Linked DNA regions of Homo sapiens: region 2 is linked to region 1. Evidence: chromatin loops called from intact Hi-C (ENCODE). Cell type or tissue: GM12878. All regions are shown on one strand.

Region 1 (4,000 bases):
CTTCCTGGCAGGTATTGGATGCGGAAGCGGGTGAGGAGGGTGTTTGGAAAGCTTGAAGAGGATTGTGTTTGCTGTAAGGGATGTTTGCTCGGAAAGGCCACAAAGGCGAGGAGAATCATTTTCAAAGAAGTTTTAAGAACTGTTGGAGCAGAAGGCTGGGCGCAGTGGCTCACGCCTGTAATCCTAGCACTTTAGGAGGCCGAGGTGGGCGGATTACCTGAGGTCAGGAGTTCGAGACCAGCCTGGCCAACATGGTGAAACCCCGTCTCAACTAAAAATACAAAAATTAGCTGGGTGTGGTGGCGGGCACCTGTAATCCCATCTACTCGGGAGGCTGAGGCAGGAGAATCGCTTGAACCCAGGTGGTGGAGGTTGCAGTGAGCCGAGATCGCGCCATTGCACTCCAGCCTAGGGGACAAGAGTGAGACTTCATCTAAAAAAAAAGAACTGTTGGGGCAGATCTGTTTGTTCATGTATTTGAAAGCATATAAATGTGGGCAGCAAGAAGGTGTGAGTTGCAATAGACAGTAATTGAAATATCTATTATTGGCACCTGCTATTTGCCAATGGTACACTATTCATGGTGTGCATTATTTTGTCACTTTGCTCAGGGAACTTGTCTACAAAATTCATTCCAAAGTGGGCTGGTTAAAGGTTGCCAAGGGTCAACAGGAGGGAACCAGGGTTCTTTCCAGGCAGCTAAAATGAGCCCAGTCTGCTACTCTGGCCACACCGGCTGGCTGTCACGGCCCTGGGCAAAAAGCATCTCTCAAAGTGCAGATGACAGAAGTCCTCCTAGCAGGAGGACTTAGCCAAGGTCACCAAGTATTTAGGATGGAATGAGGATTAAATCCAAGTTGGCTGACTCTTCCTTCAATGCTTTCTGCTGTGCCATGACTCCCTCCTGCTTTACAAAATGAATAAGGAGGCCAGGCACCGTGGCTCACGGCTGTAATCTGCATACACTGGGAGGCTGAGATGAGCAGATCTCATCTCAAACTTGAGGTCAGGAGTTTGAGACCAGCCTGGGCAACATGGAGCAACCCCATCTCTACAAAACATGTAAAAATTAGCCGGTCATGGTGGTGTGTGCCTACAGTCCCAACTACTCGGGAGGCTGCGGTGGCAGGATGGCTTGAGCCCGGGAGACTGCGCTACTGCACTCCAGCCTGGGTGACAGAGTGAGACCCTGTCTGAAAAAAAAAGGAAAGAAAAGAAAAAAAAAGGCCAAGGATGGTGGCTCATACCTATAATCCCAGCACTTTGGGAGGCCAAGGTGGGTGGATCACCTGAGGTCAGGAGGTTGAGACCACCCTGGCCAACATGGTGAAACCCCGTCTCTACTAAAAATTTAAAAATTAGCTGGGCGTGGTGGAGTGCGCCTGTAATCCCAACTACTCAGAAGGCTGAGGCAGGAGAATCCCTTGAACCCGGGCAGCAGAGGTTACAGTGAGCCGAGATCATGCCATTGTACTCCAGCCTGGGCAACAGAATGAGACTCCGTCTCAAAACAAAACAAAGAAAGAGAGAGAGGAAGTGTGGCCCCTTACAGCCCTCAGGTACTTGGTGGGATAAACTCCCACTAAATTCTATTCATTTAGAGAGTTGAGTTAGAGGTTGTAGCAAATTTAAAAACATTATAAAGCAATCACTTGTTGATTAGATTCAGAGCCCTCTACTGGCTACTTAAGGAGGCGCTGCCTAGGAATCCACTTTCTTTTGTTATCTGCTTAGTAAAGGCACAAGTTGCACCATGTCTCTCCCACCCCCAAGGGGGAGCCTTTGGAACCCTGAAACCTTTGATTCTGCAAACTTATTTCATTTCCTTGGGCTCCTTTGTGTTGGTTAACCTTTTGTACCCTAGGATCATGCGGGACATGTTTGTCCAACAGCCCTGGTGCAGGCTCAGGAGCACCCTGTGATGGGAAATGCAGCCTCTGCTGATGGGCTCCAGGTCCTTCTGGAAGGACAGTCAGCCTTTTTCAATGCCGGGAGCTGACCTCCCTCTCCCTGTGGGAGGCGAGAAAGTTGGAAGCACTTTTATAGCCACCTTAAGCAAGTGCCCCAGGAAGTCTCTGGGGTAGTGTGGGAGACTGGTTTATGGCTGCTGGGCTGAGTCATGGTTCTGAGAACACTCCTCCCAACACGTGGTGGAAACACACCTGGTCAAAAGGCACAGCTCGTTTCTCTGCGGTCAGGCAGTGAGTCCCCTTCTTCGTCTCTGTGCTTCCTGCCTCTAGAATTGTCCAGATCCTGGGCCAGCGGTGCCTGCAAGGGTTACTACTGAGACCCTGGAACAATTTCTAAAAATCTTCCCATACCAGCATGGAAACAAAAATAAAACAAAATGAAAAAAACGAAAATAGAAACCACTCTGACAGATTCTTTTCCAATTCAATATATTGACATTATTTGACCTATTGATAGCACCAGGCCAGACCTGGTCACTGACCTGCAGATTGTTCATCCACAGGAGAACTGGGAGGTTTTCAGTGTGTATTTTTCATGGCTCTGTATGTCAACATTACAAAAAAGTGGAAATGTTACTTGTAATTCCACCTTTAATTTACTTTTAATCTCAAACACTTTCATATTTGCTGGGTGGAAGCCTTCCTAGTTTTTCTTCATCCTGTATGTTTTTAGTTATGTTTATAAGGTACATACAGTTCTGAACTGCTTCCCTCACTTACTGTTACAGTGTAACCACTTACATAGATTTCTTCATTATCATCATAATTATCATTACAATGTCTTCTTAATATCCAATCAAGTGGATATGCCATAATGTAGTTAACCTTTTCCTCTTGTTGGACATTTGGATACTTTCGAATATCCAGAGTTGTGTAACCATTACCACAATCTAATTTTTTTTTTTTTTTTTTTTTTTTTGAGACGAAGTCTTGCTCTGTCTCCCAGGCTGGAGTGCAGTGGTGCGATCTTGGCTCACTGCAACCTCCGCCTCCAGGGCTCAAGCGATTCTCCTGCCTCAGCCTCCTGAGTAGCTGGGATCACAGGCCGCACCACCACGCCCAGCTAATTTTTGTATTTTTAGTAGAGACAGGGTTTCGCTGTGTTGGTCAGGCTGGTCTCGAACTCCTGACCTCGGGATCCGCCCGCCTCGGCCTCCCAAAGTGCTGGGATTACAGGCATGAGCCACCATGCCTGGCCTCATTTGGATACTTTCAAAAACATTTTTAATAATTAAAATATTAGGCTGGATGAAGTGGCTCATGCCTGTAATCCCAGCACTTTGGGAGGCTGAGGCGGGATGATCACTTGCCTCCAGGAGCTCGAGACCAGCCTGGATAACATAGAGAGATCTGTCTCTACAAAAAATGCAAAAATTAGCTGGGCATGGTGGCACATGCCTGTAGTCCCAGGTACTTGGGAGGCTGAGGTGGCAGGATCACTGGAGCCCGGGAGGTTGAGGTTGCAGTGAGCTGTGATTGCACCATTGCACTCCAGGCTGGGCAACAGAGCAAGACCCTGTCTCAAAAATAAAATAAATAAAATAAAAGTATTGTTATGTTAAACCTTGGTAGAGTTTTAGTTTTATTTTTATTTATTTATTTTTTATTATTATTTTTAAGATGGAATCTCGCTCTGTCACCCAGGCTGGAGTGCAGTGGCGCGATCTCGGCTCACTGCCAGCTCTGCCTCCTGGGTTCATGCCATTCTCCTGCCTCAGCCTCCGAAGTAGCTGGGACTACAGGCGCCCGCCACCACGCCTGGCTAATTTTTGTATTTTTAGTAGAGACATGGTTTCACCAGCTTGGCCAGGCTGGTCTCGAACTCTGACCTCAGGTGATCCACCCGCCTCGGCCTCCCAAAGTGCTGGGATTACAGGCGTGAGCCACTGCGCCCGGCCTTGGTAGAGATTTATGGTTCTCCATAGTCAGGATTATTTCCTGAGAATAGGTTCTGGAAATGAAAGCCCTGGGTCAAAGAGCGGAATTTTTTATGACTCTCATTCCTAATGTGAGACCTTTGGACTAGACGA
Region 2 (4,000 bases), 130 kb before region 1:
GCTCACGTCTGTAGTCTTAGCACTTTGGGAGACCGAGGAGTGTGGATCACTTGAGGTCAGGAGTTCAAGACCAGCCTGGCCAACATGGTGAAACCCCCATCTCTACTAAAAATACAAAAATTAGCCAGGCATAGTGGCATGCACCTGTAATCCCAGCTACTCGAGAGGCTGAGGCAGGAGAATCACTTGAACCAGGGAGATGGAGGTTGCAGTGAGCCAAGATCATGCCACTGCACTCCAGCCTGGGCGATAGACTGAGACTCTGTCTCAAAAAAAAAAAAAAAAAAAAAAAAAAAAAGAAAAAGAAAAGAAAAGAAAAAAAAAAGAAATTAGTATATTGTGATTATGTTGAGGGAAAAGTTAGTACCATAATATAAAAAGGTATGGACTATTGGAGAAAGTTGTTTGCTTTGGTAACATTTACTCATAGAAAGTATTTTGGTAAAGCAGGACTCAGGGTGGTGGGGGAGGTGGGCAGTGAGGGATAGGATTCAAATAAAAACCATTCTTTCCCTTGGAATCCACTACACAATTAACCAACAAATCCCATAAGTGGACCTTTTAGGAAGATAACATTTCTATCCATGAGCATAGCCACTATAATCACAAGACATTTATCTCAAGCAAGATAGAGTCAAGATACTCTCACAACCTCAGGGGCTGGAACTGTAAATTTTCACATCCTGCCAACACCCTTGAATAGCTATGTCAAGAATTTAGTGTCTGTAACTTGTTCTTTATTTTAAAGTACATTTAACATCATCGGCCCCAAATTAGATAGGCTTTTGGAGTGGGATCCCTTCTACTTTTGATTTCTTTATAAAATTTTAAAATAGCTTTGTTGAGATAGTGTTCACATACCATACAGTTCACCCATTAAAAGTGTTCAATTCAGTGATTAGGCCAGGTGTGGTGGCTCATGCCTGTAATCCCAGCATTTTGGGAGGCCAAGGCAAGTGGATCACTTGAGGTCAAGAGTTTGAGACTAGCCTGGCCAACATGGTGAGAACTTGTCTCTACTAAAAATACAAAAATTAACTGGGCATGGTGGTGTGCACCTGTAATTCCAGCTACTTGGGAGGCTGAGGCAGGAGAATCACTTGAACCTGGGAGGTGGAGGTTGCAGTGAGCTGAGATTGCACCACTGCACTCCAGCCTGGATGACGGAGCAAGACTCTGTCTCCAAAAAAAAAAAAAAAAAAGTGTTCAATGTTTTTTAGTATATTCACAGAGTCATGCAACCATCACTATAATTGCTTCTAGAACATTTTCATCATCCCCCAAAAGAAAGCCTTCGTTACGAATTTTAATTAGCTGAGATTCTGAACTCTGGGGGAATTTTGTATTCTAGAAATATTTTTTACTAATATGCTACAGTTGTATTTGTCATGCTGGTGAAAAGATGTGGTCTTTCACCTGGATGCTTTCTCATTAAGCATTATTTTTCTGTTTAGCTTCCTGTGTGAGCAAACATTTTCTCAGCTTGATACTCAGTGCATCAGCGGCTTGCAGAAGAGACTGCCTAGGCCTGCTCTGTCCAGTACGGTAGCCACAAGTCACTTGTGGCTACTGAACACTTGAAATGTGGCAAGGCCAAATTGGGACAGGCTGTGAATGCAAAATATACAAGATTTGGAACCCTTAGTATGAAGAAAAGAATGCAAAATATCCCAGTAATAACTTTTACATTGATGATATGTTAAAGGACAATATTTGAATATGTTAGGTTAAATAAAATTAATTTCACCTGTTTCTTTTTACTTTTAAAAATATGGCCGCTGGAACATTTAAAACTCCCTATGTGGTTTGCTTTGTGTTTCTATTGGACAAAGTTGGTCTAGACAGTACAAGGTGTGAAGACACCGCCCTCTGCTGGAGAAGATGCTGGATTTTTATTTCACCTACAGGAAGAGACGTCTAAGTAGCAATTAGATGCTAAACTAATGCTGCCTCAGGAAAGAATCAAAAGAGAAAGAGTGAAACCAGGCCGGGCGCGGTGGCTCACGCCTATAATCTCAGCACTTTGGGAGGCCAAGGCGAGGGGATCACGAGGTCAGGAGATCGAGACCTTCCTGGCTAACCCCGTCTCTATTAAAACTACAAAAAATTAGCCGGGCATGGTGGCACGTGCCTGTAATTCCAGCTAGTCGGGAGGCTGAGGCAGGAGAATAGCTTAAACCCAGGTGGCGGAGGGTGCAGTGAGCTGAGATGTGCCACAGCACTCCAGCCTGGGCAACAGAGCCAGACTCTATCTCAAAATAAGGAAAAATAAAAAAGAAAAGAAAGAAAGTCCATAAATTGAGACTCCTAGAGATACTAAATGGTAGAATGGGAATTTGAATTTAAATTTATAAGATGTTCACTCTCGGAGATCATAGGTCATTGTTGTCCTCCTCCTTTTCATGACAGGAACTAGCAATGAAGAGCTCTGACTATGTGCTAGGTACTACTCTGAGAACCTAACATTTGTATCTCCTTATTAACTCTATTACTGCCCCATCCTACAGATGAGAAAATTGAGGCACAGGAAGTTTAAGTTGGCCAAGATCACACAGCCAGTAAGGGGCAGACATTGAAAGGTCATTTTGCCTGCCTTATCCCCAGCCTCCAGGCAGTGGCAGAGTTAGCTCATTTTGGACAAACAGCTCTCCCAGACCAGACATTGTAAGCTATACTCAGGAATCATAGGAAAGATTATGATAGAATAATATATAGTTACAAAGAAAAGAAAGAAAATCCAATGGGAGAATATTTACTGTTTTCTATATTAAAGTGTTTAATGTTTATGTTTTTAGAGGAATATTGTTTATTATAGCAATTTAGAAAACAAAATGAGAAAAAAAATCACCAAAGATTCTACCTCCAGTTATTTTTGTGTATTTCCTTCCATTTTTCCCCCCATGTCTGTTTATATAATTGAAACTATTATTCATGCAAAGAGGTATTCTGATTTTCTCAGTTATTTTTATTTATTTTTAATTTTGTAAATAAACTTTTTTCTTCTGAGACAGTCTCGCTGTGTCACCCAGGCTGAAGTGCAGCCGTGCAATCTTGGCTCACTGTGACCTCCCAGTCTCAAGCAATCTTCCTGCCTCAGCCTCCTAAGTAGCTGGGACTGCAGATGTGTGCTACCACATCCAGCTAATTTTTAAAATCTTTTTTCTCTTTTTTGGTAGAAATGGGAGTCTCTCTATGTTGCCCAGCCTGTATTGAACTCCTGGGCTCAAGTGATCCTCCCACCTCAGTCTCCCAAAGTGCTGGGATTTCAGGCATGAGCTACCACACCCAACCTAATTTTTATTTTTATTTTATTAAAAAAAAAAGTTTTTGCCTACCCGCCTCTCACCCTCTCACTCATTTTTAAGTATAGGTTTTTCTACAATGCCACATTGTCTTTTCCATAAAAAGTACTTTCGGCCGGGTGTGGTGGCTCACACCTGTAATCCCAGCACTTTGGGAGACTGAGGCGGGTGGATCACCTGAGGTCAGGAGTTCGAGACCAGCCTGGCCAACATGGTGAAACCCCATCCCTACTAAAAATACAAAAATTAGCTGGATATGATTGTGGGCACCTGTCATCCCAGCTACTCGGGAGGCTGAGGCAGGAGAATCGCTTGAACCTGGGAGGCAGAGGTTGCAGTGAGCCGAGATTGTGCCACTGCATCCCAGCCAGGGCAACAGAGCGAGACTTCATCTCAAAAAAAAAAAAAAAAAAGTACTTTTCTTCATTTGGTTAGTATTCTCTTATGAGTTGATGCCTTGTAATTTATCTGAATGTTTTCCATTATTTTGTGGTGAGCTTTAAAACTACCCTTCCTGACTTTCAAGAATCCTAGACATGCTCCTTCTTGCTAGGTAATTATTAGTTGCACTCATTAGAATAAAGTATATGCTTGGAGTGGGGAGGAGATGAACTTTTTGAAGGGCGGTGAAGTATTTCTCACCACCAGGCCTTTGTCTTTGCTAAACTGAGGAAGGAAGATTTTATTTCATTAGCTAA

What was found. Peaks named below come from ENCODE experiments on the same cell type or tissue, not always from the same donor. Only the 100,000 strongest peaks of a DNase experiment are listed, where the experiment ranks them.
Region 2: it touches region 1 in a loop (6-fold over the local background); 7 of 110 quality-filtered maps call a loop at or near these places.

What each region holds. Positions count from the first base shown.
Region 1 is chr10:69,220,715-69,224,714 of GRCh38, forward strand. All of the region lies in intron 1 of HKDC1 (hexokinase domain containing 1), which reads left to right. LOC101928994 (a long non-coding RNA gene) reads right to left here. Exons shown (of 5, transcript NR_120648.1): 3 at 2,453-2,511; 4 at 2,163-2,311. Among named protein-coding and RNA genes, the nearest start is that of HKDC1, 2.4 kb to the left of the region's middle. RefSeq lists an enhancer at 3,704-3,873 and a cis regulatory region at 3,789. In GM12878, a CTCF peak has its summit at 1,675 (motif pointing left); DNase peaks (open chromatin) are centred at 1,757 and 2,157; H3K4me3 peaks cover 391 bases; H3K27ac peaks cover 1,784 bases.
Region 2 is chr10:69,091,611-69,095,610 of GRCh38, forward strand. The region is part of intron 1 of SRGN (serglycin); the gene reads left to right. Among named protein-coding and RNA genes, the nearest start is that of SRGN, 5.5 kb to the left of the region's middle. In GM12878, CTCF peaks have their summits at 1,878 (motif pointing left) and 2,609; a DNase peak (open chromatin) is centred at 1,861; H3K4me3 peaks cover 2,761 bases; H3K27ac peaks cover 1,551 bases.